2 separate regions of the Homo sapiens genome follow, and region 1 is linked to region 2. The links are chromatin loops, found by intact Hi-C in ENCODE. Cell type or tissue: psoas muscle. All regions are shown on one strand. Links, peaks and the distances in the headings refer to the core of each region. The heading gives the core; the rest is flanking DNA. Region 1 overlaps ACACB (acetyl-CoA carboxylase beta). Region 2 overlaps ACACB (acetyl-CoA carboxylase beta).

Region 1 (16,468 bases), core at 4,176-12,175, 56 kb before region 2:
TTTTGTGGGCTGGGCGTGGTGGCTCATGCCTGTATTTTGGAAGGCCGAGGTGGGAGGATCACTTGAAGCCAGGAGTTCAAGACCAGCCTGGGCAACAAAGTGAGACCCCTGTCTCTACAAAAAAGAAAACTTAAAAACTTCTGAAATACAAATGTAGAAAAGTACATGAAAGATATTAATACCATGTAACAAGTCGGAACGATTAGAATGTGTGGACTTCTTCCCTGATCATAAAACTCTCACCCTTGTTATAAGTTTTTTAGTATTATTCAGGTTCCTAAACAATGGGCATGTAAAGTAAAAATTAACTTAGGATTAAAAATCTAAACATCCACCTTGGGACAGGTAGAAGAAACTGCTCCTTCTAGTTCATGTGCTGGTACCTTAGCTGGCCTCTTAAGGTGCTTTCAGTTGGGTACAGTGGTTCACGCCTGTAATCCCAATGCTTTGAAAGGCTTTGACGTCACTTGACATCAAGAGTTTGGACGAGCCTGGGCAACATAGTGAGACCCCATCTCTACAAAAATGTTTAAAAGTCGGCTGGGCTTGGTAGTGCCCTCTGTGGTCCCAGCTACCCAAGGAGGTCGAGGCTGCAGCGAGCCACGATTGCACCACTGCATACTAGCCTAGGTGACAGAATGAGATCCCGTCTCAAAAAAAAAAAAAAAAAAAAAAAAAAAACCGAAGGTGCTTCCTGCCCTTGAGCCTCCTTGTAAATTGCTTCAGGGGCTCTGGAGAGCAAGTGCAAAGCAGGGGGGCTCTGGTGCAGTTTGGCTCCTCTGCTCCACTGGCTTTACAGGTGCCGAGCTCTGAGTCCCAGGCTTCTTCCCTCATGCACGTCTGTCCCTCATTCTTATTCTGCAGGCCGAGCATGTCGGGACTCCACCTGGTGAAGAGGGGACGGGAACACAAGAAGCTGGACCTGCACAGAGACTTTACCGTGGCTTCTCCCGCTGAGTTTGTCACACGCTTTGGGGGGGATCGGGTCATCGAGAAGGTACAGATGGGTCTCGGCACTCTGGGTGGGGTCCGATTGGGGTGCAGGGGCCCCTCCTCTCAGCTGGAGGTGGGAGATTCGGGTTCAGGCTCATTCTGCCTGCTGCAGAGAGGGGGTGAGGGCCACGCTCCTCTGAGTTTTAATAGTTTAACCCTCAAATAGAAATAATAGTGAAGCCTCTTTCAAAGGGCTATTGTGAGGATGAAATGAAATAAGACAGGTAAAACACATTGTACTGTAAAACACTCAAAAAGTGTTAAGGGTGATCACAATGACACCAAAGGAATAAAAAAAAAATCATTCACTGGGCTCGGCACAGTGGCTCATGCCTGTAATCCCAGCACTTTGGGAGGGTGAGGTGGGCAGATCATTTGGGCCCAGCCTGGGTTTGTGTTCAAGTTCAAGACCAGCATGGACGACATGACAAAATCCTGTCTCTGCAAAAAAATTAAAAAATTAGCAGGATGTGGTGGTGTACACCTGTAGTCCCAGCTACTCGGGAGGCTGAGGTGGGAGGATCACTTGAAGCTGGAAGGTCGAAGCTGCAGTGAGCTGTGATTGCACCACTGTACTCCAGCCTGGGTGACAGAGCAAGACTCTGTCTCAAAAAAAAAAATATATGTATGTGTATATATATATATATATATATATATATATATATTTCAGACAAACAGCCATCCATCCATCCATCCATTTGATGATCCATTCATGTGGATGGCAGACTTTGAGCTCCTGCTCTGTGCTGGGGTGTGTGCCATGGAAATACATAGAAATACCAAGAGGAATGATGTGCTGCGGGGGCTGCAGGAGGCTCTGCAGCTGTGAGGTGGACTCGGGGTAGCACGTGGCCCCCAGCGCAGGTAGATGTGCATCTACAGCTCCTTCCTTGTCTTCCCATGCAGGTGCTTATTGCCAACAACGGGATTGCCGCCGTGAAGTGCATGCGCTCCATCCGCAGGTGGGCCTATGAGATGTTCCGCAACGAGCGGGCCATCCGGTTTGTTGTGATGGTGACCCCCGAGGACCTTAAGGCCAACGCAGGTACCTGGGCCTTGACCCTCTCCTCCCATCACGCTCCATCCTTGCCTGCCCTCGCCTCCTTCCCCTGTGCCTAGGCAAGTCCATCCTGGACTCCCGATGGTCAGGACCTCTCATGAGTCTGTATTTATTTGTCCTTCCTTCTTTATTTAATTAAAATGTCTGCTGACATCAAGAACAACTCATGTGCCTTACAAAAATGCAGATGGTTAACATGCAGAGAGGAAATTCGATCTTTGAGAAATGTCTGTGTTCTAGCAGATTGGGGGCTGTTTCTCCTGCAGGTGTATGTAATTGTATTTCAATCATTTGTTCATTCTTCCGTTCATTTGCCTAAGTTTATTATAATGAATCATTCTATAAACAACTGTTGGATGATTTACTTTTTTCCTGAACAGTCTTATCCTTTTATAGGCCCTACTCCCCACAGCAGCCAAAGTGACCTTTTAAAAGCATAACTTCTTCTGCTGTATTTTCTGAAGGTTGTTAAAAACAAAAACCTCAGCCAGAGCGCTGGCTCACCCCTGTAATCCCAGCACTTTGGGAGGCTAAGGTGGGAGGATTGCTTGAGCCCTTGAGTTTGAGAGCAGCCTGGGTAACATAATAAGACCCTGTCTCTACAAAAAATAAAAATAAAAAAATTAACTGGGTATAGTGGCACGCACCTGTAGTCTCAGCTACTCAGGAAGCTGAGGTGGGAGGATCGCTTCAGCCCAGGGGGTCTAGGCTGCAGTGAGCTGTGATTACACCGCTGCATTCCAGCCTGGGAAACAGACTGAGACTCTGTCTCAAATAAAACAACATAAACCTAAAAGCATAACTCAGGTCCGAGCACAGTGGCTCACGCCTGTAATCCCAGCACTTTGGGAGGCCAAGATGGGCGAATCACTTGAGGCCAGGAGTTTTGAGATCAGCCTGCCCAATGTGGTGGAACCCCATCTCTACTAAAAATACCTCCCAAAAATTTGCCGGGCATGGTGGCAGGTGCCTGTAGTCCCAGCTCTTCAGGAGGCTGAGGCAGGAGAATTGCTTGAATCCAGGAGGCGGAGGTTGCAGTAGGCTGAGATCACTCCACTGCACTGCGGCCTGGGCGACAGAGTGAGACTGTCTCAAAAAAAAAAAAAAAAAAGCAAAACAAAAACCAACATAAGTCAGGTCTTCAGGTCTTTTTGTGCTTCTCCTTAAAATGCATCAGAGGCTGTGTGCTGTTCCCAATATTAGCAACCTCAGCACCATCCCCTAAGCCTTCCTGCCCCAAGCTCTTCACAGACATGGCCTCATTTGTTACTTACAGCTCTGTTTTACAGATGGCACAGTCGAGGCACAGGGATGTGAATTTATCACTTGTCCAGGGTCACACAACCATCATGTGATGCGGGTGGGATGGGAACCCTGGTCTGGGTTCAGAGCATCATCCAGTGGGTCCTCCCATCTTGGTTAGTCTAAAATTCAAAATTGTCACCCAGGCCTATTAAGTCCCCTCCTGGCTCCATCTTGAACCTCTTGCCCTCCATCAGCCGGGTACCAGTCACCCTGACCTCTGGTAGCTCCTGGGCCTGTTGCAGAGTCTTGGCACCTGCTGGAACCTCTATTGAAGGTGCTTCTCCCAGAGCCCTTTGTGCAGTGGACTCCCTCCCCACCCAGCCTGTAGGTCTCAACATGATCATCGCATCTCTCTCAGAGAACCTCATTTATTTTCTTCCCAGCACTGACCGGAGTCTGTAGTTATTGTGTTTATTTTCTTGTTTATCTTCTCCAACATAAAAGAAAAACTGGACAAGGACCAGGAAGCCTGTCTGGCCGCTCACTTCATCATCTCTGGAATCTCCCCGTTGGCCGACACTTCTGTGTTTGATAAACATAGGAGGCAGGCAGGCCGGAAGGAGCAGCTGCTCTGGGATTTCTTTCTGTGTTTGCATATAAAGTGCCACATTGTTCAATTTCAGGATCTTAGCAATTCTATAGTACAGATGTCCCAACCCCTGTGTTTGGATTGAGTCTAACTTTTCCTAGTCCAAAACACTGCTCAGTGGCTGTTCTCTGACTTTGGCCTCATTGATGTGTGGGTTTTTGTTTGTTTGTTTGTTGTTGCTTTTTTTCTGAGATGGAGTCTTGCTCTACCTCCCGGGTTCAAGCAATTCTTGTGCCTCAGCCTCCCAAGTAGCTGGGACTTCAGGCATGTACCACCACGACTGGCTAATTTTTGTATTTTTAGTGGAGATGGAGTTTCACCATGTTGGCCAGGCTAGTCTTGAACTCCTGACTTCAGGTGATCTGCCCGCCTCAGCCTCCCAAAGTGCTGGGATTACAGGTGTCAGCCACCGCGCCCAGCCAGCGTGTGTTTTTTTAAGGACATATTCCTAGACATGGAACTTCTGGCTTAAAGAGCATGAGTATTTTAAAATCAAAACATTGCGTTATGTTCAGCCTTAAAAAGGAAGGAAATCCCGTCATATGTTACAACACAGATGAACCTTGAGGACGTTATGCTGGTCACAAAAAGTGAAATAAGCCAGTCACAAAAAGACAAATACTGCATGATTCCATGTAGAAGGGGTAACTAGAGTAGTGCAATTCATAGAGAGAGAGAAGATCGTTGGTTGCCAAGGACATGAGGGAGGGAGAGAAAGGGAGTTGTTCATGAGTATAGAGCTTCAGATTCATAAAATGAAAAAGTTGTGGACATCTGTTTCACAATATAAATATACTTCACTATTGAACTGTACACTCAAAAATGGTTAAGATGGTAAATTTTGTGTGTGTTTTTTTTTTTACCATAATTTAAAACTCTGTATTGTATTTTTGTTTGTTTGTTTGTTTTTTGAGACAGGGCCTTGCTCTGTCACCCAGGCTGGAGCGCAGTGACATGATCACGACTCATTGTAGCCTCGACCTTCTAGGCTCAAGTGATCCTCCTGCCTTGGCCTCCCAAGTAGCTGGGACTATAGGCATGCACCACCATTCCTGGCTACTTTTTTTGGATTTTTTTTTTTTTTTTTTTTTGTGGAGACAAAGTCTCTGTGTGTTGCCCAAACTGGTCTTGAATTCTTGGCCTCAAGTGATCCTCCTGCCTCTGCCTCCCAAAGTGCTGGGATGTCAGGCGTGCACCACCGTGCCCAGCCCTATTATATTATTTAATGGTAAAACAATATTAAGATAAACTTTAAATAGGACTTTTTTTAAAAACCCACCTCTAATCCCAGTCTGTTGACAGATTACTTCCTTCTTCCTTCGTTCCTTTCCAGGCCTTCCAGGCCTTGTCCAGAAACATATCTGTATCACATAATTAAAATCATATTTCATTTTCTTTACATTTTCTTTCTTTTTTTTTTTTATTAGACAGAGTCTCGTTCTGTCACCCAGGCTGGAGTGCAGTGGTGTGATCTCAGCTCACTGCTACCTCCGCCTCCTGGGTTCAAGCGATTCTCCTACCTCAGCCTCCTGAGTACCTTGGATTACAGGTGCCCACCACCACGCCTGGCTAATTTTTGTATTTTTAGTAGAGACAGAATTTCACCATGTTGCCCAGGCCGGTTTCGAACTCCTGGCCTCAGGCCATCTGCCTGCCTCGGCCTCCCAAAGTGCTGGGATTACAGGCGTGAGCCACCACGCCTGGCCTTCTCTTTACATTTTCATACATGTTTGTCCATTGTTACCATAGAAATCTGCATGGTTCTGCTTTCCATGGCTGTACATAGTCACATCTTGTAATGTTCTGCCATTGATGTCAGTCTGTCAGCAGTTCCTTCCTTCTCCCTCCCATTTAATTTCAGAGTACATCAAGATGGCGGATCATTACGTCCCCGTCCCAGGAGGGCCCAATAACAACAACTATGCCAACGTGGAGCTGATTGTGGACATTGCCAAGAGAATCCCCGTGCAGGTAGATGGACTGGGGTGCCCAAGTGTGGCCCCTGAGTGTGGGATGATGCCCCTAGGTTCTAGTTCAATTCCACAGTTCACAAGGGGTGGAGGGTCCAGATCCCACAAGGCTCCAAATTCCTGGGCTGATGTAACACAGAAAAGAGTGTTCAAGTGAGGCGAAGCACATTCTGTTTTTAAAAAAAAATTTTATAGACAGGATCTCGCCATGTTGGCCAGGCTGGTCTCGAACTCCTGGGCTCAAGTGATCCTCCTGCCTTGGCCTCCCAAACTGCTGGGGTTATAGGCGTGAGTTACTGCACCTGGCTGGGAGGCATATTCTTGAAGGAAGATTGTTGCTCACCCCTTTCTGTGTTTGCAGGCGGTGTGGGCTGGCTGGGGCCATGCTTCAGAAAACCCTAAACTTCCGGAGCTGCTGTGCAAGAATGGAGTTGCTTTCTTAGGTAGAGTGTGTCCCCATCAGATACATGGGAATTGGGGTATTGCTGGGACACTCTGCTGGGTCTGACCCTCTTTCTCCTCCTGTCCTGTAAAGCGGAGGTCCGTTTGATTTCCCACCTCACACTTCTGTCGTGAGGAGTGAGTGAGTCCCAGGGTGGAAGGGCACATAGCTAATCTGCCAACTCATGGAATTAGGAGCTGCCCGCTTTTCAAAGGAAGACACACAGGCAGCCAACAAGCATATGAAAAAAAGCTCAACATCACTGATCATTAGAGAAAGGCAAGTCAAAACCAGAGTGAGATACCATTTCTTGACAGATTCTGAGATTGTGGAGAAAAGGGAACGCTTATGCACTGTTGGTGGGAGTGTAAACTAGTTCACCCATTGTGGAAAACAGTGAGGCAATTCCTCAAAGAGCCAAAAATAGAACTACCGTTTAACCCAGCAATCCTGTTACTGGGTATATACCCAGAGGAATTTAAAATCATTCGACCATAAAGACGCATGAACACGAATGTTTATTGCAGCACTATTCACAGTAGCAAAGGCATGGAGTCAACCTAAATGCCCATCAATAACAGATTGGATAAAGAAAATGTGGTACATATACACCATGGAATACTATGCAGCCATCAAAAATACTGAGATTATGTCTTTTGTGGGAACATGGATGGAGCTGGAGGCCGTTATCCTTAGCAAACTAACACAGGAACAGAAAACCAAATATTAAATGTTCTCACTTATAAGTGGGAGCTAAATGATGAGAACATATGGACACAAAGAGGGAACAGCAGACACTACTTGAGGGTGAAAGGCGAGAGGAGGGAGAAAAGCAGAAAAAATAACTATTGGATACTAGGCTTGGTACCTGGGTGATGAAATAATCTGTACCACAAACCCCTGTGACATAAGTTTACCTATATAACAAATTTGCACATGTAATTATGTCCATGTCCTTGTGTAGTTTAGGGGAATCATTTACTATCATGTAATAAATCCCTGCTTCTCCTTACCGGTGGGTCTGAAAACAGTCTTGCCCAAATGTGAAGCAACTCAGTGCGGATCAATACATGATATTCACCTGAGGTACAGCCGGGAGTCCCATGCCCATTGACGTTTTCTTTGTCTGTGGACTCTGAGTACATGTGGGCATCTGTCCTGTCTGACAGTTACCCAGGACTCTCATTATCAGTCTTAATTCCTCTGGAGGTTGATGATCCAGCCCACTGGACAAACTACAGCTCATAGGCCAAATCCAGCCTATGGCTTGCCTTTGTAAATAAAGTTTTATTAAAACATGGTCGTGCTTATTCGTTTATGTATTGCCTATGGCTGCTTTCACCCAACACTGGCAAAGTTGAGTCATTGTGACAGAGACCTGCAGGCTCGCACAACTGAAAGTATTTCCCATCTGGCTCTTTATAGAAAGAGTTTGCTAACCTATGGTCCAGCTCTTTGAGCTCCTAGCTTACCTCTTTGATCTAGCTTTCTGCCTTCCCTCCAAAGTGAATTTTGTATATGCCACTGTAGCCTAGGTTGTAACTCACAACAGGTTTACAATCCACATACGTTGAAAGTTGACTGATGCAATAGCAGACTAACAGATTATTTTTCTTCCCTGACATGAGGTTAAGCTCCTTGAGAGCTGGGACCAGAGAATTTTCTCTGTCATCTGCTCCTTACCTGGCCCCACCACCGTGCACTCGGTCGGCCTTCAGCCTCGAGGGTCTTGTGACTGACCGGATTCTGCTTCCCTTCTTGTCCCCGATTCCTCAGGCCCTCCCAGTGAGGCCATGTGGGCCTTAGGAGATAAGATCGCCTCCACCGTTGTCGCCCAGACGCTACAGGTCCCAACCCTGCCCTGGAGTGGAAGCGGTAAGGGACCCCGAGCTTCCCTCTGGGGGAGCTTCTCAGCCCAGTCTTGATAATGTGAACGGTCAGGGTGACAGAAGTATGCTTGTAACAATTCTTTCCATTACAAATGTTACTTACTTTTATTTTTTAGTCATTAGCAAAATATTTTAAAATTTTAAATTAGTAAACAAGTGGTATAATTTATTGTAGGCAATTTAGAAAATACAAGAAGTACAAAAAAGAAATGGAAATCATTCATAATCCTATGACCCAGTGTTGAACATTTATTACATTGTAGGTATCTACCTTTCCAACCTTTTTCTGGCCATATTCTTTGGGAAAAAAAAAAAAAAAAGACAGATCTTGGCCAGTGGCTCATGTCTGTAACCCAACCCCCCAACCCAGTGCTTTCAGAGGCTGAGGGAGGAGGATCACTTGAAGCCAGGAGTTCAAGACCAGCCTGGGCAACATAGCAAGACCCCATCTCCAGAAAAAGTAAAAAAAAAAAAAATTAACTGGTTATGGTGGTGCATACCTGTAGTCCCAACTACTGAGGAGGCTGAGGCAGGAGGGTGGCTTGAGCCTAGGAGGTCGAGGTTACAGTGAACTATGGTGGCACCACTGCACTCCAGCCTGGGTGATGAGACCCTGTCTTTAAAAGGAAACAACAACCCATCTTACATTTCCTAGTTTGTGACTTTTTTTTTCCTCACTAATGAATATCTTTCTATGTAAAAAATACACTTTACACCATTTAAGATGCCTGCATAGGATTATATCTTATGGATGTATCATAATTTACTTAACAGTCCTCATGGTTAAACAATTTAGGTTGTTTCCAATTTATTTTTTCTAATTTAAAAAATATTCAAAGGAATGGAGCTTTGATAATCTTACAGCTAAATTTATGTGTGCATTTTAATAATTTTCTTAGGATAAATTCCTAACAGTGGAGTTTCTAGGACAAATTAAAAAATAAATAGGACCGTCTCAAAAGTTTCCTATTAAATTTGTTTTTTTTTCCCCCCCCAAAAGTTGAATTTTAAATTTGGGATGGAAAATTTGCTTTCATTTGTTAAATCTTTGCATGGTGTTGGGAAATAATTATTCACATATAAATGACTCCATAAGGTAGAATTGGGATTTTTTTTTGGATTTAGATTAATATGGTTGTTGTTGGTCGACTCAGTCTGAGTTTCTTTCCTTTTTTGTTGTTTTGTTTTCGAGACAGGGTCTCACTCTGTCACCCAGGCCAAACTGTAGTGGCATGATCATAGCTCACAGCAGTCTTGACCTCCTGAGCTCAAGTGATCCTCCTGTATCAGCCTCCCGAGTAGCTGGGACTACAGGCCCATGCCACCATGCCTGGCTAATTATAAAATTTTTTTTGTAAAGACAAGGTCTCACTATGTTGCCAGGGTTGGTCTTAAAGTCCTGGGTTCAAGCGATTCCCCCCACCTCAGCCTCCCAAAGTGCTGGGATTATAAGCATGAGCCACCACGCCTGGCAGTTAGTTTCTTAAGCTTGATTTCTCATTCAAGGTTGGGTTAGTTCTTGAGGAAATGAAAAGCCATTGTGAGAAGCTGAAGGGAGTGTCTGTATTCCGCTGGTCCAGAAGCCCAGGTCTAGCACTATGTCAGCAGGGAGAGGCGCTGTGGTTTCTGGGTTGTGTGTGTTTCTCCTGGATTTGGGAGGAATCAGGTTTCTTTGTGACTCTCCAGGCCTGACAGTGGAGTGGACAGAAGATGATCTGCAGCAGGGAAAAAGAATCAGTGTCCCAGAAGATGTTTATGACAAGGGTTGCGTGAAAGACGTAGATGAGGGCTTGGAGGTAAATGCAGAGCCTGTGGGGGCCAGGGGAGCCAGAACCGAACTGCCTCTGTCCTGGTAGCAGTTGGCAACTGGCTAACCTCTAAAGAGGTCTGTTTGTCCTTTGCACCCAGGCAGCAGAAAGAATTGGTTTTCCATTGATGATCAAAGCTTCTGAAGGTGGCGGAGGGAAGGGAATCCGGAAGGCTGAGAGTGCGGAGGACTTCCCGATCCTTTTCAGACAAGTGAGCAGTTCTTGCTGTGTCTTTTCGCATCTGTCTTTGGGAATTGTTTGTGGGCTGCCAGATTATTTCTCTTAGCATTATTCTGTGACAGTCAAGAAGACATTTGTAGGAGCTGGATGTATCGTTGTATCGTATTTTGCAACAAACGCGTACATTTTTACTCAGAAAAGCCCATGGTTTTGTGTCGATCTTGACAGAATCTTTTAGGTAGTTCAAGTCTATAAATCAGTGTATCTAGAAATGATTTCAGAGATACAGGATCAAAATAGCTGTTTGTGACTATATTGGCCTATAGAGGAATGGGATATTTTATAAATATTAGTACTCTTGTTATTTCTAATGTTTCTAGATGGTCTATTTTATTTTATTTTTGAGACAGAGTTCACTCTGTCACCCAGGCTGGAGTGCAGTGGCACAATCTCAGCTCACTGCAACCTCTGCCTTCCAGGTTCAAACAATTCTAGTGCCTCAGCCTCCTGAGTAGCTGGGATTACAGGCGTGTGCCACCACACGCAGCTCATTTTTGTCTTTTTAGTAGAGACAGAGTTTCACCATGTTGGCTGGGCTGGTCTCAAACTCTTGGCCTTGAGTGATCCACCCGCCCTGGCCTCCCAAAGTGCTGGGATTACAGGTGTGATCCGCTGCGCCCTGCCTGATCAATTTTAACTGTAGGAACGAATTGCACATTTACTTACTGGTAGCTAGTTTTCCTCTTTTAAAACCTTATGTCCGTTATCAGCAATGTTTAGAAAACATTTATACTGACAATCTTCCCATTCTTAAAGCTATTTTAATATTTCTAGCTTTTCTTCTAGACCTTCTTCATATGTATATTTTAAAGAGCTGTATTCAGTCTACACGAAATTTTGCTCTGCATTTAACACATTCCAAATTGTAGATCATGAATATTATTATGTTATTCCTGCCTTGGCAATTATTTTGATGATTACTCAATATTTTATGTGTGGCAATAGCCTTATTTATGAAACCTTTCCTTTTTTGTTAAATGTTTAGCTTATTTCTACTTTGTTATTATGAATAATAATACCACAGTATAATGTGATATTTAGTACTATAAATAACACTTAGCTCTTTTTTCTTCTTAATTATTTTCTTGGATAAAGACTTGGGGAGAAAGACTTAGTTAAATAGCACACACTTTACATGCACTTTGAAACACATATCAGTACATTGCTTTCTAGGAGTTTTACTAATTATACCACTCTTGGTATAATATGTGAATGTTGTATAAAGCAGCAGTTTCACTACCATTGTATCGCTGTTGGGGTGTACAAGTGTTTTGGGGATTTGGGTGGGGGGAAGAATTGATATTAAAAGGGAAGTTGCAGCAGCAGTACAGAAAGTTCACATCTATCCTTCGCCCGGTTTCACTCGTTAACATTTTTCATATAACTTTGCAACTAAGAGATTAACATGGGCACTTTTCTGTTTGGTAAACTCCAGACTAGATTGAATTTCATCTGTTTTTGCACCAATGTCCCTTTCCTGTTGCAGGATTCAGTCCTGGATTCCATATTGCATTAGGGGTCATACAGATTTTAAAGCTTTTTTGCTTTTTAAAAAATAGACTTTATTTATTAGAGCAGTTTTAGGGTCACAGCAAAATGGAGCGGAAAGAATAGAGAGTTCCCACATACCCCAGGCCCTCATGTGCACACAGATGCCCAAGCTTTTTTATTTTACTTATATGAGTGCACTATGAATATGTTCTTAATGTAGAGAGTCAGTCAAGTCAGCCATGTGTTAAGAATAAAAAAGGAAAAACCCTTTTCCCCATTACCTTCCAACTCTCCTTTCTCAGATGTAACCACTATTAGCAGCTGCCGATGGTGGGGGGCTCTTTTCAGCACTGTCACTGTATATACTTTTACATAGACATTCATACAGTTGTTTCATTATTTTTTGCATGACTTCATCCTATACATTATTGCAAATTTGTTAAACTTAATTTGTCTTAGAAATCATTGCACGTGAATACTTTTCACATTGTCTTTAAGAATCTCTAGAAGACATGCCTATAAAACAATGCCTTTCAGCTCTTAACAGGATGAAGTAAGTTTGTCCTTAGATTCCACCCGGGAGAGCTAGCTGAGAAAGTGCAGTAAGTGGAAGAAAAAGACAACCACAGATTAGTGTGTTTTGGTCCCATTTTCATTCAAAGAAACTTTCTCTGTATGTGTTGCTATATGCATAGAAGAAAGCCAGTTTGGACACCAAACTCTTTAACAGTGCAATATCTTTAGGGGATGTGACTGTGGGAGATTTTACCATTTCACAGAGTTTGACTTAAAAAAGAGAATATGTTGCAGGTAGTGACTATTGGGCTGGCGGTGCAGCTGGTAAAGGAATTTACCAAGACAGCTGTAGGTAAAGAAAGGCAGATTTATTGGAGGAAGTATGAAAATATGTTGCAAGATTGCAACAGGCAGCACAGCAGAGAAGGATCTGTCTGCAAAGAGGCAAGGGCTGGTGGGAGGTTTTATAGGGTGGTGCTGGAGGAGGGGCTGTGAGGTCATTACGTCCTGGGGTTGTTTGTGATTAGCCATCTCTCGAGCAGTTGTTCATTGTTCTTCCCCACCTGGGGCCGTCCCCCACCTGGGGCCCCTTTCTCCTCGTTACTGTGGAGTCGGGACTCCACAGAATATTATGTCTGTGAGACAACAAAAGTAAAAGATCAGCAGAGTCCTGGATGAGTACCCTAAACACATCACTGCGTTTGTTTTATGTTCTCTCCTGAGAACTTCCAGAAGCTTCCAGAGCTGGTTTCCCCATGAAGATCAGGCTGCTCTGCTTCCCCCGACAGGTACAGAGTGAGATCCCAGGCTCGCCCATCTTTCTCATGAAGCTGGCCCAGCACGCCCGTCACCTGGAAGTTCAGATCCTCGCTGACCAGTATGGGAATGCTGTGTCTCTGTTTGGTCGCGACTGCTCCATCCAGCGGCGGCATCAGAAGATCGTTGAGGAAGCACCGGCCACCATCGCCCCGCTGGCCATATTCGAGTTCATGGAGCAGGTACACTTCTCAGAGCCCAGGGGGCAGCTTCAGAGAGAGCCGTCTCAGCTCAGAGTCAGGAAGAACTTTCTACGGTCAGTGTGGCTGAATGGTGGCATGGGTGCCTAACAAGAGGGATGAGGGCCCATTCCAGAGGTGATTTCAGCATCACACAGGTTTATTGGATTAGCCGGTCTGTGAACTCCCCAAATATTTCTTTTCTTTTTTGAGACAGAGTCTCACTGTGTTGCCCACGCTGGAGTGCAGTGGTGCGATGATAGTTCACAGCAGCCTGTAACTCCTGGGCTCAAGTGATCCTCCCACCTCAGCCTCCCAAGTAGCTGGGACTACAGGAACCTGTCACCATGTCTGGCTAATTTTAAAAAAAAATTTTTGTAGAGACAGAGTCTTGCTATGTTGCCCAGGCTGGCCTTGAACTTCTGGCCTCAAGTGATCCTCCCGCCTTGGCCTCCTTAAGCGCTAGGGTGATAGGCATGAGCCACCACACCTGGCCAGTCCCAAAATATTTCACATGTAGCAGGTGCTCAGTCTGCATTTGGTGAAGGAACTGATAGTCACCATTTACAGTTCCCTGAAAAGACCTCTGGAACCCCCTTGGCCTCTTTCTGTTTCTTCACAGTGTGCCATCCGCCTGGCCAAGACCGTGGGCTATGTGAGTGCAGGGACAGTGGAATACCTCTATAGTCAGGATGGCAGCTTCCACTTCTTGGAGCTGAATCCTCGCTTGCAGGTGGAACATCCCTGCACAGAAATGATTGCTGATGTTAATCTGCCGGCCGCCCAGCTACAGGTGAGAAAATGGGCTTGGGGCCCTGGGACTTCTCTGCCCTGGGTCAGGGGTCCATGTGCTGCTCCCATTAGTCCATCCCGCCCATCTCTTGGCCGACTGTCCCAGGGGAATGACTGGCCAAAGAGCACTTTGAGAAATCTGTAAAAGCTATAGTTCTCCCTGGGAAAATATCTTTTATACAATTTCAGGACATTCATAGACCTAGAGAAATGTTTCTTAACCTTGTTATCATTATCACTCCCTGCAAGGATCCTTTGGACACATTTTATATCCTAATCCCTGTCTTGTGAAATTTTAATATCACAAATATACCACATACCTGTTTGGATATTGTAGATATATCTGTGCTTTATTCATGAAAAGAGTGAGATTTTCTTCACTCCCAAGAACAAATATTTGTCTCTTCAGAGGCAATATCATCCCTGTTAAGAATATGTGATCCAGAGTTGTAACCTCTTGGGTTAAAGGGAACTCTAAATTTTTTTTTTATTTTTAATTTTGATGGGTATATAGTAAGTCTGTATATTTATAGGGTGCAAGAGATTTTTGTTTTTGTTTTTGTTTTTTTGAGACGGAGTCTTGCTCTGTTGCCCAGGCTGGAGTGCAGTGGCGCGATCTCGGCTCACTGCAGCCTCCGCCTCCCAGGCATACAATGTGTAATAATCACATCAGGGTAAATGGGTATCCATCCCCCTCCAGCGTTTATCCTTTCTTTGTGTTATGGTGTTATGAATATTCCAATTATACTCTTTTAGTTAATTTTAAAATGTACAATAAATTATTGTTGACTGTAGTCACCCTGTTGTACTATATCAAATAGCAGGCCGTATTCATTCTCTTAATCACTACATTTTTGCGCCCATTAATCATCCTCGCTTTCCATGCCCCTACCTCTTCCTTTCCAGCCTCTGGTAACCATCATTCTACTCTCTGTGTCTGTGAGTTCCATTGTTTTAATTTTTAGCTCCCACAAATGAGTGAGAACATGCAAAGTTTGTTTTTCTCTGCCTGGTTTATTTCATTTAACATAATGTTCTCCAGTTCCATCCACGTTGTTGCAAATCATGGTCTCATTCTTTTTTATGTCTGAATAGTACTCCATTGTGTGTATGTACCACATTTTCTTTTTCCTTTTTCTTTTCTTTTTTTTTTTTTTTTGAGATGCAGTCTCGCTCTGTTGCCCAGGCTGGAGTGTAGTGGTGCAATCTCGGCTCACTGCAACCTCCACCTCTTGGGTTCAAGCAATTATCCTGCCTCAGCCTCCCTAGTAGTTGGGATTACAGGTGCACACTACTATGCCCAGCTAATTTTTGCATTTTTAGTAGAGATGGGGTTTCACCATATTGGCCAGGCTGGTCTCAAACTCCTGACCTCAGATGATCTGCCCACCTCAACTTCCCAAAGTGCTAGGATTACAGGCATGAGCCACTGCACCTGGCCTGTACCACATTTTCTTTATCCAATCATCTGTTGATGGACATTTAGGTTGATTCCAAATCTTGGCTATTGTGAATAGTGCTACAATAAACATGGGAGTACAGATACTCTTCGATATACTGATTTCCTTTCTTTTGAGTATATATTTAGCAGTAGGATTGCTAGATTGGTAGTTCTACTTTTAGTTTTTTAAGGAACCTCCATATTGTCCTCCATAGTGGTTGTACTAATTTTCAGTCCTACCAACAGTGTATGAGGGGTCCCTTTTCTCCACGTCCTTGCTAGCACTTCTTTTTCTGTTTTCTTTTTCCTTTCCTTTTTTTTTTTTTTTTTTTTTTGAGAGTGAGTCTTGCTCTGTTGCCCAGGCTGGAGTACAGTGGTGCGATCTTGGCTCACAGCAACCTCTGCCTCACGGTTCGAACAATTCTCCTGCCTCAGCCTCCTGAGTAGCTGGGACTACAGGCGTGTGCCACGACGCCCAGCTAATTTTTTGTGTATTTAGTAGAGATGGGGTTTCACCGTGTTAGCCAGGATAGTCTTGATCTCCTGACCTCGTGATCTACCCACCTCAGCCTCCCAAAGTGCTGGGATTACAAGCTTGAGCCACCGCGCCCAGCTGCTAGTATTTCTTATTGCCTGTCTTTTGGATAAAAGCCATTTTAACTGGAGTGAGACAATGTCTCATTGTGGTTTTGATTTGCATTTCTCTGATGATCAGAGATGTTGGGTGCCTTTTCCTATGCCTGTTTGCCATTCGTATGTCTTCTTTTGGGAAATGTCTATTCAGATCTTTTGTCTGTTTTTAATTGGATTCATGAGACTTTTTTCCTACTCAGTTGTTTTAGCTTCTTTTTTGTTTTTGAGCCAGGGCCTTGCTCTGTTGCCCAGGCAGGAATGCAGTGGCATGATCATGGCTCACTGCAGTCTTGACCTCCTGGGC
Region 2 (16,468 bases), core at 4,180-12,179:
GTGTGAGCCACCATGCCTGGCCTAATCACTGGCTATTAATAGTAACGTAGGCAGGGACTTAGTTGTATTTGTTTGTTCTTACCAGGCATTTAGGGCATGTTGTGGGGTGGATGAATGGGTGGCCGAGTGAGTGAGTGAGTGAGTGAATGAATGACTGACTGGGGTGGGTGCACAGTAGAAAGTGGTGAGGGTTTGCATAACAGGCTGTGCTGGGCCTGTTTGGAGAGTGGAGCAGCCGCCTGGCTTTTGCGGCAGGTGCTCCCCAAGTCGAGATGAGTGCTGCATGTTTCCCTGGGCTGGAGAAAAGCCATTTGGCTTCTTTTTCTGTCCCCTAAGGATGAGCTGTGTGGCCCAGACCCTTCCCTGTCGGACGAGCTGATCTCCATCCTCAACGAGCTCACTCAGCTGAGCAAAAGCGAGCACTGCAAAGTGGCCCTCAGAGCCCGGCAGGTAGGGTCTCAGGGTGCGGTCCCCACGATGTGCGTTTCCCCCCACCCTCCTATGTGTCCCCTACCGTGCTCAGCCCTCACCATGCACAGTCCCACCGTGCTGCCGGCCCGTGCCCGAGCCTCTGCCTTCTGCCCTGGGAGGTTGGCTCACGCCAGCGCCCCCATCCCTCCCCCTGCAGATCCTGATTGCCTCCCACCTCCCCTCCTACGAGCTGCGGCATAACCAGGTGGAGTCCATTTTCCTGTCTGCCATTGACATGTACGGCCACCAGTTCTGCCCCGAGAACCTCAAGGTGAGCCCGTCTCCTTCCTTTCACCATCTGCAGAGCACACACTGTGGCCCAGGTGGGGGCCTCTGGGGAAACGGCTCCTCCTGCCCTCCAGGTGCTCAGTGGGGTGCAGGGCACAGCCACAGATGCAGACAGTTCAGCCCAATGTGGCCAGGGCTGCCCGAGGGGTCACCTGGGGAGACTCTAGGAGAGGTGGGCATGGAGCCCAGTCCTCCAGGAAGGACAGTGTGACAGCAGTGGGGGCTCACCTGGTGCAGTTTACAAACCTCAGCCATATGGAGCATATCTGGAAGCTGTGAGCCCTCCTGTGGCTGAGTCGCGGCCTCATCTTCCCTATTCCTGGACTCTGGCTCATTTACATGTTCTCAGGTACCCCCTCAGTGCCTGATGGGAGACCTGTCCCAGGTGCCGTCATCCCGGAGTTCTTCACCAGCTCTCCTATGATTAAATAGGGGAGGAGCCCAGCGCGCTGCAGGGCACTGATCGCTTTTAGTGGTCAAAGCATGACTTCTGCCTGCTCCCACCGCCCCCACTCATCAGACTGGTGATTAAAAAACTTACTCACTGGCTGGGCACGGTGGCTCATGCCTGTAATCCCAGCACTCGGGAGGCCAAGACTGGAGGATCACTTAAGCCCAGGAATTTGAGGCCAGCCTGGGCAACATGTGAGACCCTGTCTCTACAAAAAATAGACACACAAAAAAAAGAGCCACGATGTTGGCGCACGCTGTAGTCCCAGCTGCTCAAGAGGTTGAGGTGGGGAGATCGCTTCAGCCTGGGAGTTTGAGGCTGCGGTGAGCTATGATCACACCACTGCACTCCAGTTTATCTCAAATAAAAACAAAGAAAAACCTGAAACTTGTTCACATTTACTTTTCCTTGTTTCCCCTTTTCATTTCCCTTAGAAATTAATACTTTCGGAAACAACCATCTTCGACGTCCTGCCTACTTTCTTCTATCACGCAAACAAAGTCGTGTGCATGGCGTCCTTGGAGGTAAGCAGGAGAGGCCCAGAGAACAGCACTGACCATGCCAGTTCTAGTGTTCACTGCCGCTACCATGCACCTGACCCTAGGCCACATGCCTTGGTGAATGTGATCCTATCCTTTTCTCTTCAAGGTAGCTATGTTAATAGTCCCATCTTACAGAGGAAGGAACTGAGGCTCAGAGAGGTCAAGTGACTTATGCAACGTCACACAGCTAGAAAGTGGCAGAACCAGGTTTTGCATTATTGGGTCTGCCTCATTCCAGATTCCATGCTAGTTACCACTGCTGTCTCATGTCATTCCAGCCTCTTCCAGGCAGGGCACATTAAATACTAATCCCTGAGAGCCAAGTCTGAGGCACCTCATCTAAACTTTCTGACTCACGTGCATTAAATACCTTTGAAAGACTTTTCTGCTTGGAACTGCCAGAGCTAGAGGAGCCCAGGTGACAACTTAAGGTGACCCCCTGCCCCCCGAGTGATGAGGTAGAAGGGCGTGGCCAGTAGCAAAACCCAGATTAGAGCCAGGTGATCCCAGGTGGTCTTGCTCCCGGGAGCAAGAATTCAGGTCTTCTTGAATTCAGGAACCAAGAAGTGTTGTGTTGGTTCCAGGAAATCAGAGTTTTAAATCTGCTCTTTTATTATTATTATTATTATTATTTTGAGACTCGCTTGTGCCTAGGGTGGAGTGCAGTGGCACTATCTCGGCTCACTGCAGCCTCTGCCTCCTGGGTTCAAATGATTCTCCTTCCTCAGCCTCCCCAGTAGCTGGGCCTACAGGCGCCCACCACCACACCTGGCTAATTTTTGTATTGTTAGTAGAGACAGGGTTTCACCATGTTGGCCAGGCTGGTCTGGAACTCCTGACCTCAAGTGATCTGCCTGCCTCAGCCTCCCAATAAATCTGCTGCCCTTTTAGAATCTTTTTAAGAAAATATGTTTTTAACACGGCCCTCTTACCCGGGTCTGCTTTGCTGGCAGTAGTTTTTCCAATATTCTTTATCTTCTGAGCTCAGAGTCTCAGTCCCCTGTTGCCCCCACTTTCTCTTCTGCATCCTTGGGAGCCTGTGAGTCACACAGTGAGAAGGTTTACTGGGTCTTCTGGAGACCATCTTGGGCTTGTTAGCATATTACAGCCACAGGGTCTCCTGGGCCTGCAACTTTTATTCCTCTATGGGTTTCACCTCTGGAAGAATCTTTCTCAGGCCTCACTCTTTGTTTCTAACAGGGAGACCTAATACACCTCTTCTGTAGTTACTTTAAACACAATTTTTGTTTTGTTAGAGACAGGTCTTGCCGTGTTGACCAGGCTGGACTTGAACTGCTACGCTCAAGCGATCCTCCTGCCTCACCCTCCCCAGTAGCTTGGACTACAGGTGCATGCCACCATGCTTGACTTACAGTTACTTTTTAAAGTGCTAAATGCTGTTTGTGTCAATTAGAGATTTTTCTAGGATGCTTTTGGGTTTTTTTATTTGTTTTGTTTTTCCACCACGCCCAGCTAATTTTTGTATATTTAGTAGAGATGGGGTTTTGCCATGTCATCCAGGCTGGCCTGGAATTCCTGGGCTCACGCGATCCACCTGCCTTGGCTCCCCAGAGTGCTGGGATTACAGGCGTGTGCCACCATGCCTGACCCCATTCTTGACAGGGAATGGTGGGAACCTTCCCCAAATTCAAGTTCCCCAGTGCTGGCCAAGGGCAAGTCTTTTAATGGAAAGCAATTATGTCTGCTAATTGCTGTATTAGCTCCTGCTGCCCAGTTCCCGCATTTCCTGTTCAGTTGAAAAGCTTCCAGTGTTTAAACTCCAGAACTGCATTGTCCACTATGGCAGCCACCAGCCACGTGTGGTTAGTGAGCACTTGAACTGCATCCAGTCTAAATCGAGCTGTGCTCTAAGTGGAAAATACACACTCCATTCCAAAGATGTAGTACTGTATGGAGAAAAGAATGTAAACCATCTCAATAATTTCTTATATTGATTACATGTTGAAATGATAATATTTGCATATGTGGGGTGAAATAAAATATATTATTAAAATTATTTTTTATCTTTTTTCTAAGTGGTTACTAGAAAATTTAAAATTATAGGCCAGGTGAGGTGGCTCATGCCTGTAATCCCAGCTCTTTAGGAGGCTGAGGTGGGAGAATCACTGAACTCAGGAGTTGCAGACCAGCCTGGGCAACATAGGAAGATCCTTTCTTTACTAAATATAAAAAACAAAAAAAATTAGCCAGGTGTGGTGGTGCCTGTAGTCCCAGCTACTTGGGAGGCTGAAGTGGGAGGATCCTTTGAGCTCAGGAGTTCAAGGCTGCAGTGGGTTATGATCTCACCACTGTACTCCAGCCTGGGTGATGGAGTGAGACCCTGTCTCAAAAGTAAATAAATAAAATAAAGTTACATACACAGCTTGTGTTATATTTCTGTTGGACAGCACTGCTCTAAAGCAGGGTTTGATAAACTATAGACCATGGACCATATTTGGCCCACCACCTGTTTCTGTAAAGTTTTATCAGAACGCGGCCAGGTACGGTGGCTCATGCCTGTAATCCCAGCACTTTGGGAGGCCAAGGCGGGCGGATCACCTGAGGTCGGGAGTTTGAGACCAGACTGACCAACATGGAGAAACCCCGTCTCTACTAAAAATACAAAATTAGCCAGGCATGGTGGTGCATGCCTGTAATCCCAGCTACTCAGGAGGCTGAGGCAGGAGAATCGCTTGAACCTGGGAGGAGGAGGTTGTGGTGAGCTGAGATCATGCCATTGCACTCCAGCCTGGGCAACAAGAACAAAACTCCATCTCAAAAAAAAAAAAAAAAAAAAGAAGAATGCAGCCACACCCATTCATTTACATGTTGTCCACAGCTACGTCCGTGCTAACAGCAGAATTGAGTAGTTGCAGCCAAGATGATATGTCCCACAAAGCCTAAAATATTTACTACCTATCTCTTACAGAAGTTTATCAACCCCTGCTCTAGAGTTTAGAGTGGATTTTGTGTAACTAGTAACACTCTGAAATATGAGCAAATTTGCTCTTAACTGCTGCTTAGAAATCTTTTTTTTTTTTTAATTGAGGAAGGATTTTTCTCTGTTGCCCAGGCTGAAGTGCAGTGGTGCTATCATAGCTCATTGCAGCCTCAACATCCTGTGCTCAAGCAATCCTCCCACCTCAGCCTCCCGAGTAGCTGGGACTACAGGCGCCTGCCACCATGCCTGGCTAGTTTTTGTATTTTTAGTAGACATGGGGATTTGCCATGTTGCCCAGACTGGTCTCGAACTCCTGGGTTCGAGTGACCTACCTGCCCTGGCCTTCCAAAATGCTGGATTGCAGGCCTGAGCCACTGCACCCGGCCTGCTTACAGATAGATATTTTAGAGGTCATTTCTGGTACCTGTTCCCCGTGAGTGCCCTCAGCTTTTGAGCACACTCTGCAGTGGCCCCTGAGAGAATGTCCGTGTGTTTCTGCCTTGTCAGGTTTACGTGCGGAGGGGCTACATCGCCTATGAGTTAAACAGCCTGCAGCACCGGCAGCTCCCGGACGGCACCTGCGTGGTAGAATTCCAGTTCATGCTGCCGTCCTCCCACCCAAACCGGTATGGAGTGGGACACACCCAGGGACGGCCTGTGTTTCTGTTCTTCCTGACCTCTGTCGTCCTGTCTCTGGAAGGACCTGGCAAGTGTGTTTGGGCACGCTGCTGGGGAGACATCAGCGATAAGCACTTCCCCTGTGGGAGCTCCCTGCAGCGCCATTTTCTCCCCTCTAACATGGTGATAATGCAGAGCCCACCTCCTACACCTGCACTGTTCAGTACAGTAGCCATGTGTGCCTATTTACATTAAAATGAATGCACATGGGCCAGGCGCGGTGGCTCATGCCTGTAATCCCAGCACTTTGGGGGGCCGAGGCGGGCAGATCACTTGAGGTCAGGAGTTCCAGACCAGCCTGGCCAACATGGTGAAACCCCATCTCTACTAAAAATACAAAAATTAGCCGGGCGTGGTGGCACATGCCTGTAATCCCAGCTACTGGGGAGGCTGAGGCAGGAGGATCACTTGAACCCGGGAGGCAGAGTGAGTCAGTGAGCTGAGATTGCCCCACTGCACTCCAGCCTGGGCGAAGAAGCGAGACTCCGTCTCAAAAAAAAAAAAAAAAAGAGGCCAAACACAGTAGTGGCTCACACCTGTAATCTCAGCACTTTGGGAGGCTGAGGTGGGTGGATCACAAGGTCAGGGGTTCGAGACCAGCCTGGCCAACATGGTGAAACCCTATCTCTACTAAAAAAAATACAAAAATTAGCCTGGCATGGTGGTGTGCACTGGTAATCCCAGGTACCCGGGAGGCTGAGGGAGAACTGCTCGAACCCGGGAGGCAGAGGTTGCAGTGAGCTGAGATTGCACCACTACACGCCAGCCTGGGTGACAGAGCAAGAGTCCATCTCAAAAAAAAAAAAGAGAAAAAACAAAGAATGCAAATGAGCCAGCCATGGTGGCCCACACCTGTAATCCTAGCACTTCGGAGGGCTGAAGGGGGCAGATCAGGAACTTGAGGCCTGGAGTTTGACACCAGCCCGGCCAACTTGGTGAAACCCCATCTCTACTAAAAATATAAAAATTTGCCAGGCGTGGTGGCACACCCCTGTAATCCCAGGTTACTCGGGAGGCTGAGGGATGAGAATCTCTTAAACCTGGGAGGCAGAGGTTGCAGTGAGCCAAGATTGTGCCACTGCACTCCAGCCTGGGTGACAGAGCGAAACTCTGTCTCAAAAAAAAAAAAAAAAAAAATTCAGCTTCTCAGTCATACTGGGTGGCTCATGGCTGCCATATTATTTGACAGTGGAGTTCTAGAACATTCTGTCATGGTAGAAAGTTCTAGTAGACAATGCCACCCAAGCCATTGGGAAGAGTCATGAGATAAGGCACATGTAGCATTTTAGACAGTGCCTGGCACAAAGGAAGTTGTTGACTGTAAGTGATCCCGGAGATGATCATGACTAACGCTGTTATTACCATCTAGTGGCATGCCATTGGCCTGGGCACTCTGCTCAGTGCTCCCACACTCTTTTATTTATTTATTTTTTTTGAGATGGAGTCTCGCTCTGTTGCCCAGGCTGGAGTGCCAGTGGCACAATCTCAGCTCCCAGATTCAAGCGATTCTCCTGCCTCAGCCTCCCGAGTAGCTGGGACTACAGGCGCACACCACCATGCTCGGCTAATTTTTATATTTTTAGTAGAGATGGGGTTTCATCATGTCAGCCAGGCTGATCTTGAATGCCTGACCTCAGATGATCCACCCGCCTTGGCCTCCCAAAGTGCTGGGATTACAGGCGTGAGCCACCGTGCCCAGCCCACACTCTTATTTTATTCAGCTCTTATCCTCTATCGGCCAAAAATGTGTTCTCATCCTCGTTTTACAGATGGGAGCCCTGGGCCCTCACCTGACCTAGGCTGAGCTGCTTGTGCACGTGGAGTGGGAATTTGAGCCCAGGCCACACTCTCACCTCCAAGTCCTTTCCACAGCATTCAGGGGCCCTCTGAGCCAGGTGTGAGGGCACCTGTCCTGTCTGTGTCCACTGTAGTCTGCTGTCCAAGAGCTGTAGTTCAGTAGATACCCTCAGTGTTCTCACCTGAGAATATCTTTTTTTGATTTTTTTGAGATGGAGTCTCACTCTGTCACCCAGGCTGGAGTGCAACGGCGCGATCTCAGCTCACTGCAGCCTCCGCCTCCTGGGTTCAAGCGATTCTCCTGCCTCAGCCTCCTGAGTAGCTGGGACCACAGTCATGCACCACCAAGCCCCACTACTTTTTTTTGTAATTTTAGTAGAGATGGGGTTTCACTGCATTGACCAGGTTGGTCTGGAACTCCTAACCTCAAATGATCTGTCCACCTCAGCCTCCCAAAGTGATGGGATGACAGGCGCCACCATGCCTGGCTCACCTAAAAATATCTGATGTGTCTGAGTTCCTCACTCACAGTCTTTTTTTCAGTCCATCTTGTTTCAGGACCCAAAGTATTAATACCATTTAGGTCAGGTAGAGTGGGATACCTTCTCTTAAAGTAATTATGTCTCCTTGGGATTCGAAGTGTTCTCTCTCACGCTCCCTCACCCCTCTGGTTTTAGTTCTTATGGGGGTGCCCAAGGCCTTACCTACGGCGGCATTGATGTCATTGTGATTTGGGAGTTCGGTTGATCAGATCTGTACAGGCAATAGGGTTCATGCTTTGGTGAAGCGGGGATTTTTCTGGCCTCTTAGGATTTTTAAAATAACTTTCTTTTCCTGTTGGTTTTAAGAAGAAAGATGCTGCTATGTTTTGGATGAAGAAAAGGGGGCTTCCCCACGAGGCACTGCCTTTCCTAGTTATTTGTTTTTACCCTTCTTATTTCCAAAAATAGGATTGTGACATTTTACCCCATTGAGAGAAAGGGGACTGACTGCTTGCAGCCTGGGGTCATTCTGGGGATTTGGAGAGCAGTGGTGGTGTAAGATATTTTGTAGCTGTCTACTCCTGAGAAGGACTCTTTTGATTTTTTTGTTTGGTTGTTTAGAGACAGAGTCTAGTTCTGTCACCCAGGCTAGAGTGCAGTGGTGTGATCATAGCTCACTACAGCCTTGAACTCCTGGGCTCATGTGATCCTCCCACCTCAGCTCCCTGTGTAGCTGGGACCACAGGCTTGCGCCACCACACCTGGCTAATTCTTTAAAAATATTTTTTTGCAGAGATGGGGGTCTCACTATGTGGCCCAGGTTGGTCTTGAACTCCTGGGTTCAAGTGATCCTCCTGCCTCGGCCTCCCAAAGTGCTGATATTATAGGCGCGAGCCCCTGTGCCTGGCCTTCTCTTTTGATCTTATTGTCCCAGCAAGTCAGCCCTGTTAGGAAGGGAAGGGCGGCTCTCCTGAGGGCTGTGGGTCATGCCTTGTGAGCTACACGTATATCCAGGTTATTGGTTGTGATTTTCAGTATGGGCACAGGGTCCTTTTTTGACCCAGAGAGACATTGAGGACCCTGGGGGATTCCTGGCCATCTAAGATTCTCATGATTGCTCTCAGTGCCAGAAATGTACTCTGGGCCTGTGAAGAGACCTTGCCTGCGGCTGCCCCCACCAACCAGCCCTTTAATGCCTCTGTAAAGGGCCATGAGGAATAAAGTCTATCCCCAAGATGGCCTGGCTTGGCCCTCAACACTTGTGTGTGTAGAGCCAGGCACATGGTGCTTTAGGTCACCGAGACCCAAGGGAAGGTCAGATGAGAAGTTGGCAGGGCTTTGTGCCAGCTGCAGCCTGGACCTGGACCTCTGTGCTGGGTGGGAACTGGCTACATCCCCCTGCGATGGGGCTGCTGTCCTAGCTCTGCCCACTGTTGCCCTGCAGGAAACTGACCATCACAACCAGACTTCTCCATGATTTTTTCCAGCAGAAGCAGGAAATCTATTTTTTTTTAACCTGAAGTCCTTCCATTTTTCAATGGGGACAGGTAATTCATGTTAAATGAATACATGAACACATGTTAATTCATGTATGTTATTAAAATGCTGCATGGACCAAAGTCATTCTGTGAGTGGCATTCAGCCACACTGCCACTGCAAGTTTGTGACCCCTGGATTGAGCTGTCGGGGAGCAGAGGGGCCATGATCGTGATTTCAGAGCACCCAACAGGAATGCACACACCTGTGTCAGGGTCCCCAAAAGCACCCCCAGGTTCGATCATCGCCTAGGAGAACTCACAGGTCTCGGGACATAGTCATGCTTATAGCTCTGACTTATTAGGGGGCAAGGATACAAAGCAGTTAGCCAAGGCAGAAGGCATCAGGGTGAAGTCCAGAGGAAAGCAGGTGTGCTGCCAGGGTCCTCTCCCAGTGGATTCACGCAGGGTGCACTTCATTCCCCCAGCAAGGAGTTGTGACAACACAAGTGAAGGGTTGTCTTCCAGCCCCGCACCAGGGATTGGTGGCTGGTCACATCACCCTCTGCTCTGCATCGAAATCTCAGGCTTGCAGAAGAAAGCAGGTGTTCAGCATAAACCACACTGTTTGTGCAAACAGTTGAGGCACAGTGAGCCCCCCTTGTCACCTTCAGGGAACGATAGGAACCTTCCCCAAGTCCAAGTTCCCAGAGGCCAGCCAAGGGCTGTCCTTGCAAGCAAGCAGGTCTCCTTTCTCAGAAGAGCAGTGTGGGGCCTGCTGTGCTGACTTCCTGCACACCATTTCATTACCCCTCCCGTATCTGATTCCAAGGCCCAATTCTAACAACCTCAGGTGGCCCATTGAGATTTGCTGCTGGTGAGCAGCCAGTTCTGGGAGCATCGTTGTCTAAACTCCAGAAGGCTGCTGACTTTGTCCCAAGGGCAAGTTTGATGGAGGGATTACAGGGAGCAGAGGACTGGAGTGTCCGTCAGGACCAAGCCTGACTGCCTCACCAGCTGCCTGGGGCTGGTGGATTTCTCCAGGAGAAATTGATGCTGGGAGTGTTTCTTCTCTGTGGTCAAGTTCAGCACTTGGGGCTCCCCTCGGGACTGTGTTGAGACTGGACTCTCATGCATGAATCATTGATTCCTACACTTGTTGAGCTCTTACTCTTCACCAGGTCCTGAGGGATCAGATGAGACCCTCCTCAGGCCCCGGCCCCAGCCATTGTCTCATCCCCTGCCCATTTTAAGCCCCCATTTGGAAGAGCTCTAAATCTGGTCCAGCTCACTGAAGCTTCAGGAGTAGGAGCAGCTCGTAGAGTTGGGTCTGCAAGCAGCTGCCTCATCCCCGACTTGCCATCACCTTACAGGATGACCGTGCCCATCAGCATCACCAACCCTGACCTGCTGAGGCACAGCACAGAGCTCTTCATGGACAGCGGCTTCTCCCCACTGTGCCAGCGCATGGGAGCCATGGTAGCCTTCAGGAGATTCGAGGACTTCACCAGGTACCCAGCATGGCCCGGTCTCCAACACCCTGAGCATGGGGGCTGGGCAGACTTCCCTTGAATCCCCCCCCAATTCACTGGACAGATGGGGTGGGAGAGACCCAGACACGTGGCACAGCATGTCAATAACAACAGAATAATAATAGCATTGTAGCCAAGAGTATGAGCCTACATGTCAGCTTGCCTGGCACAGCACATCAATAACAACAGAATAATAAGAGCATCGTAGCCAAGAGTGTGAGCCTGCGTGTCAGCTTGCCTGGTTTGAATTCTGGCTATGTGCTTTCTAACTAAGAGACTGAGCAAAATATTTTTACCTCTCCATACCTTCGTTTTCTTATCTGTAAAATGGGAATAATAAAGGACTCACTTCATAGGTGCGCCATGAGAATTAAATGAGATAACATATGTGAAATAACATATTTAAAGTATAATTAGTATGCAGATAATATAGTGACTAAATGTTAGCTCTCAATAGTTACTGTTATAGTCTTTTTTCAGCCTTTCACTGTGTGTTCTGCTTTGTGCTTGGAGTATCTTGTGGAATTTTCACAACAGCCTCATGAGGCATAGGGATTACTCTTATTACCTTTCTTTGACTCGGGGTGAGGTGAGGTTTCTAGGATCTCCCAGCCAGTAAAAATGGGAGCCAAGAGTTGATCTCAAGCCCAGCTGATGCCTGAAAGCGCTGGAATCCTTCCCTGTATTCCTGATCACAGATCACTTAGGTTCATTCTTCCCTTTTGGGAAGGACCCCATCACGGGTGCTCTGGACAAAGTAGACAGGGAACCTCCTGAGCTCTGTAGAGTTGGATAAGATCAAAGGGTGTTGGCTGGGAAATTGGGAGGGTCTGGCGTTCCCTGCTGCCTGGCTTGGAAGCTTGACCTCATCCCCATGGGTCAGCAGCCCCTCAGCCCTCCCTCTCTACCCGCACCCCCAGAAATTTTGATGAAGTCATCTCTTGCTTCGCCAACGTGCCCAAAGACACCCCCCTCTTCAGCGAGGCCCGCACCTCCCTATACTCCGAGGATGACTGCAAGGTAAGCGTCTAAGCCCAGGGAGCAACCTGGGGAGCAGGTGGGCCGTGGCCCCCAGGCTTTCCAGCCCTACCCCTTGCTTCTCCCTCTCAGAGCCTCAGAGAAGAGCCCATCCACATTCTGAATGTGTCCATCCAGTGTGCAGACCACCTGGAGGATGAGGCACTGGTGCCGATTTTACGGACATTCGTACAGTCCAAGGTACTCTGGGCGTGCCTCTGGTTTTGGTGGGGGTTCTTGGAGAAGGAGGAGGGGCTGGGCTCGTCGAGGCGGCCCTTGGGGAGGCAGGCGTGCTGAGTACTTCAGAGCCACAGACCTGGCTTCCCACTCTAGCTCTGCTCGCCTCATAGCTGGCGACCTTGGGCAGATGTGGCTGAACGTGGGGTCAGCATTTCTCTCGCTCACGGTGTTGCAATGATTCAATGACAAAGTATATACACGGCTTAGCCAGTCCCAGGTACGGAGGGCACACCCAATAAATAGTTTGGAGATTTTCTGGGAGTGTTTTTGTTGGAATAATCCAGAAACTGGCAGTTTTAAAATGGCTACTTACATTGATGACCAAGTGTGCCAATAACAGCAGGTTGCTCTGTAAGCCTGTGATGCCATTGTATTTCAGCCTGGGGGACAGAGCGAGACCCTGTCTCAAAAAAAATTATATATATTTACAGTATACAATGTGATATTTTTTAATTATCTTTTTAATAACAGCTTTATTGAGACATCATTGACATACTACACAATTCACCCATTTAAAGTGTGCAGTTTTGCAGCCATAAAAAAGAATGAGATCATGTCCTTTGCGGGGACATGGATGAAGCTGGAAGCCATCATCCTCAGCAAACTAACACAAGAACAGAAAACCAAACACCGCATGTGCTCACTCATAAGTGGGAGCTGAACATTGAGAACACATGGGCAGAGGGAGGGTAACAACGCACACCGGGGCCTGTCGGGGGGTGGGGGCCGAGGGGAGGGAACTTAGAGGACAGGTCGGTAGGTGCAGCAAACCACCATGGCACATATATACCTGTGTAACAAGCCTGCACGTTCTGCACATGTATCCTGTTTTTTTTTTTAGAAGAAATAAGAAAAAAAGTGTACAATTTAATATATTTTTAGTATATTCACCAGGTTGTACAACCATCACCAGAATCAATTTTAGGACATTCTCATCACTCCATAGAAAAACCCTGTACCTGTTAGCAGTCACTCCCCTCTGTCCCCAACCCAAAAACCCTCTCCCCACCACAGCCCTAGGCAACCACTAATCTACTTTCTCTCTATATAGATTTGCCTATTCTGGACGTTTCATATAAATGGAATCAGATCACAGGAGGTCTCTTATGATTGACATCTTCCACTTAGCATAATGTTTACAGGTTCATCCGTGTGGTAACATGCAGCAATACTTCAGTTCCTTTTACGGCCAAATAATATTCCATTGTGTCTTTGGTTTTTAATGCAGAAAAATATCCTTGTGGATTATGGACTCCGACGAATCACATTCTTGATTGCCCAAGAGGTTAGTTCACAGTTCATCTCTATGAGTCTTTCCCATTCTCCAAGCCTTGGTGTGTGCCATTTATTTGATATTTATTTTGTAGATTTGGGTGAAAGAGATCATTAGAAAGGAGAAGGATTTCCAAATGATTCATTCTAGAAGTGAATGTAATCGTTTACAATCACTAAATAAGGATGTACATATTTCAGTGCGTCTTGCTTGATTTAATTGTCTTGTGTGTGGATTTCTTTTTGCAGAAAGAATTTCCCAAGTTTTTCACATTCAGAGCAAGAGATGAGGTATGGCCAAAAGTAATGATGTTTTCTCTTCTCTAGCATCTTGTTTTATTTTTTAAGAGATGGGATGGGGCCGGGTGTGGTGGCTCAAGCCCGTAATCCTAGCACTTTGGGAGGCTGAGGCAGGAGGTTTGCTTGAGCTCAGGAGTTCTAGACCAGCCTGGGTTATATAGTGAGACCCTGTCTCTACAAAAAAATTAAAAAATCAGCCTGGCATTGTGATGCAAGCCTGTGGTCCCAGCTACTTGGGAGGCTGAGGTGGGAGGATTGCTTGAACCTGGGAAATAGAGGTTTCAGTGAGCCAAGGTGATTCCACTGCACTCTAGCCTGGGTGACAGAGTGAGACTCTGTCTCAAAAAAAAGGAAAAAAAAGAGATGGGGTCTCACTATGTTGCCCAGGCTGGACTCGAACTTATGGCTCAAGCGATTCTCTTGCTTCAGCCTCCCGAATAGCTGGGACTATAGGCACATGCCACCGTGCCTCCCAGCTCCCTGGCATCTTTGATATTCATGAAGAATATAGTCTGCAGTCCTTAAGGCATCCCCATATTCAAGAATGTAGCAACTTTTGTGTAGACTGCAGTCTTCCTCTGGGATTGTATTTCCATTGAGAGCCCTCTGTTCCCTGCATGGCACTCAGACCTGAGAATCTTGCCCTTTCAGCCTCACTACAGGTTTCTGTCTTGCTTGAATAATTTTCAGTACTTGCTGATGTACTCAGTAAGACATTTTTTCCAAACTGTTTTTCTTATGCTCGTCTAGAACAGTGGTTGGCAAACTCACTTGCAGACCAGCTGCCTGTTTTTACGAATAAAGTTTTATTGGAACACAGCCACACCCGTTGGATTCCACATTGTCTACTCTGGCTTTCACTCTAACAGTAGCAGAATTGAGTAGTTGTGACAGAGCCCGTATGATCCATCAGCCTAAAACATTTACTCTCTGGCCATTTAAGAAAACGTTTACCGATCCCTGTTGTAGAACAGGTAGGTTTATTCCCAGCACTGATTCAAGACCCCACCAAATTCAGCATTTTGCATTTTAATTTATCCAAAGCTTTATTTTTCTAGCTAAGACACATCCTTTTCTTAATGTCTTCATTTTTTTTTTCAGTTTAGTTTCCAGTACTGTCAGTTGCTTTCTTTTCGGGGACCAATTTCCACCAAGAAACCAGGGGTTAGTGGCTTCATGAGAATTGCCACAGGCTGTGACAGATGGAGAACAGCCTGGTCACGCTGGCAGGTGATAGGGACTAGCTAGGTTCCCCCAGGAGCCAGCGCTGCACCCAGCACAACAGGCTTGCAATGCCCATAGCTCTCCTCAGATCTTAGCAAAACCCCAAATATCTGGAGCCCTGGGGGTAGCTTACAATTAGGGAACATCATGAATGCTGCATTCCTGAGTGCCAAACCCATGGACACCAGGGGTCTGCAGAGTAGGGTGTGGACCAAGCAGGGACGCAGCTCCAACGTCACGCTGTGTGTGTATGTGTCTGTCTTCTCTCTCTGGTCCGCCTACAGTTTGCAGAAGATCGCATTTACCGTCACTTGGAACCTGCCCTGGCCTTCCAGCTGGAACTTAACCGGATGCGTAACTTCGATCTGACCGCCGTGCCCTGTGCCAACCACAAGATGCACCTTTACCTGGGTGCTGCCAAGGTGAAGGAAGGTGTGGAAGTGACGGACCATAGGTTCTTCATCCGCGCCATCATCAGGCACTCTGACCTGATCACAAAGGTAAGATGTCGCAGAGCATTTCTTCCTCTCTCAGAACCTGGCCCTCCCTTCCTTACATTCCTGCTCTGTGCTGGGTCCTGGGCTGCATGCTGGGGATGGAGAGTACACCAACACCCAGGGTCCTGCCCTTGCTATGCTCCAGTCCAGGGCAGGAGGCGGACAGCAAAGTGGCCTGTGATCACGTCCAGGCTGGTGGCACTTGGATCTGTTTCTTGTATTATGTGGGTCTCTGCGCATGAGAAGAAAATTTCCAGGATAGAAAAATACTGGTTTGTTCAGGGAATTTCTTAATATTTGCTGACTGAGTGATCGTTTTCCATTGTTTCTTGCATTTAGAAAAGTAATCCATGGCCGGGTGCAGTGACCCATGCCTGTAATCCCAGTACTTTGGGAGGCTGAGGTGGGCGGATCACTTGAGGTCAGGGGTTCAAAACCAGCCTGGCCAACATGGTGAAACCCTGTGTCTACTAAAAATACAAAAATTACCTGGGCGTGGTGGCGTACACCTGTAATTCCAGCTACTCAGGAGGCCGAGGCATGAGAATCGCTTGAACCTGAGAGGCGGAGGTTGCAGTGAGCTGAGATGGAGCCCTTGTACTTCAGCCTGGGGGATAGAGTGAGACCCTATCACAAAAAAAAAAAAAAAAGAAAAAAAGAAACAGAAGTAATCCATGATTATATTGTGAAAATTTTAAATAAGACTGAAAACGATTTTTAAGAACCTAGCGCAAGGACCGAGAATCCTGTCACTGAGGGGCCAGCTTAGTTGTTGACTGTTTCTAGACACAATTCCGTCCCTGAAACCTAGAGTTGTAGGCATAAGTTGCAGATAAGAGCTGAGAGTGGACAGATCATTTGAATATATTATTCTTTAATTGGTCAGTCACTTGTGGACCTCTTTCATTGTTAATAAAGAGTGGTCCACCACATATTATTTCCTTGCATGGATGTACCGTGTATAATTTTTTTTTTTTTTTTACTAATCCCCTATTGATGGAAACATATATATATTATTATATATATAATTATATATAATAATATATATAATATATTATATAATATAACATATAATATACATAATATAATATATAATATGTTATATAACATTATATATACATAATATAATACATATTATATGTATTTATATAAATATATATTTATATAAATGTATATATAATTATTATATATATATATTTTTTTGGAGATGGAGTTTTGCTCTTGTTGCCCAGGCTGGAGTGCAATGGCACAATCTCAGTTC

What was found. Hi-C counts contacts between places; a loop is a spot of excess contacts. Peaks named below come from ENCODE experiments on the same cell type or tissue, not always from the same donor. Only the 100,000 strongest peaks of a DNase experiment are listed, where the experiment ranks them.
Region 1: a loop joins it to region 2, with 1.9 times the contacts of the local background. A loop is called at or near these places in 10 of 110 quality-filtered maps.

What each region holds. Positions count from the first base shown.
Region 1 is chr12:109,165,997-109,182,464 of GRCh38, forward strand. ACACB (acetyl-CoA carboxylase beta) reads left to right here. Exons shown (of 53, transcript NM_001093.4): 3 at 865-997; 4 at 1,900-2,038; 5 at 5,809-5,918; 6 at 6,279-6,360; 7 at 8,136-8,234; 8 at 9,935-10,044; 9 at 10,157-10,267; 10 at 13,092-13,301; 11 at 13,921-14,091. Among named protein-coding and RNA genes, the nearest start is that of ACACB, 58 kb to the left of the region's middle. In psoas muscle, for the core only: no CTCF peak of the experiment used is centred there; no DNase peak of the experiment used is centred there; H3K27ac peaks cover 708 bases.
Region 2 is chr12:109,222,171-109,238,638 of GRCh38, forward strand. ACACB (acetyl-CoA carboxylase beta) reads left to right here. Exons shown (of 53, transcript NM_001093.4): 25 at 337-450; 26 at 629-742; 27 at 1,645-1,734; 28 at 5,201-5,319; 29 at 10,499-10,636; 30 at 11,578-11,677; 31 at 11,768-11,875; 32 at 13,143-13,199; 33 at 13,436-13,477; 34 at 14,995-15,210. Among named protein-coding and RNA genes, the nearest start is that of FOXN4, 79 kb to the right of the region's middle. In psoas muscle, for the core only: no CTCF peak of the experiment used is centred there; DNase peaks (open chromatin) are centred at 6,827 and 8,985; H3K27ac peaks cover 1,635 bases.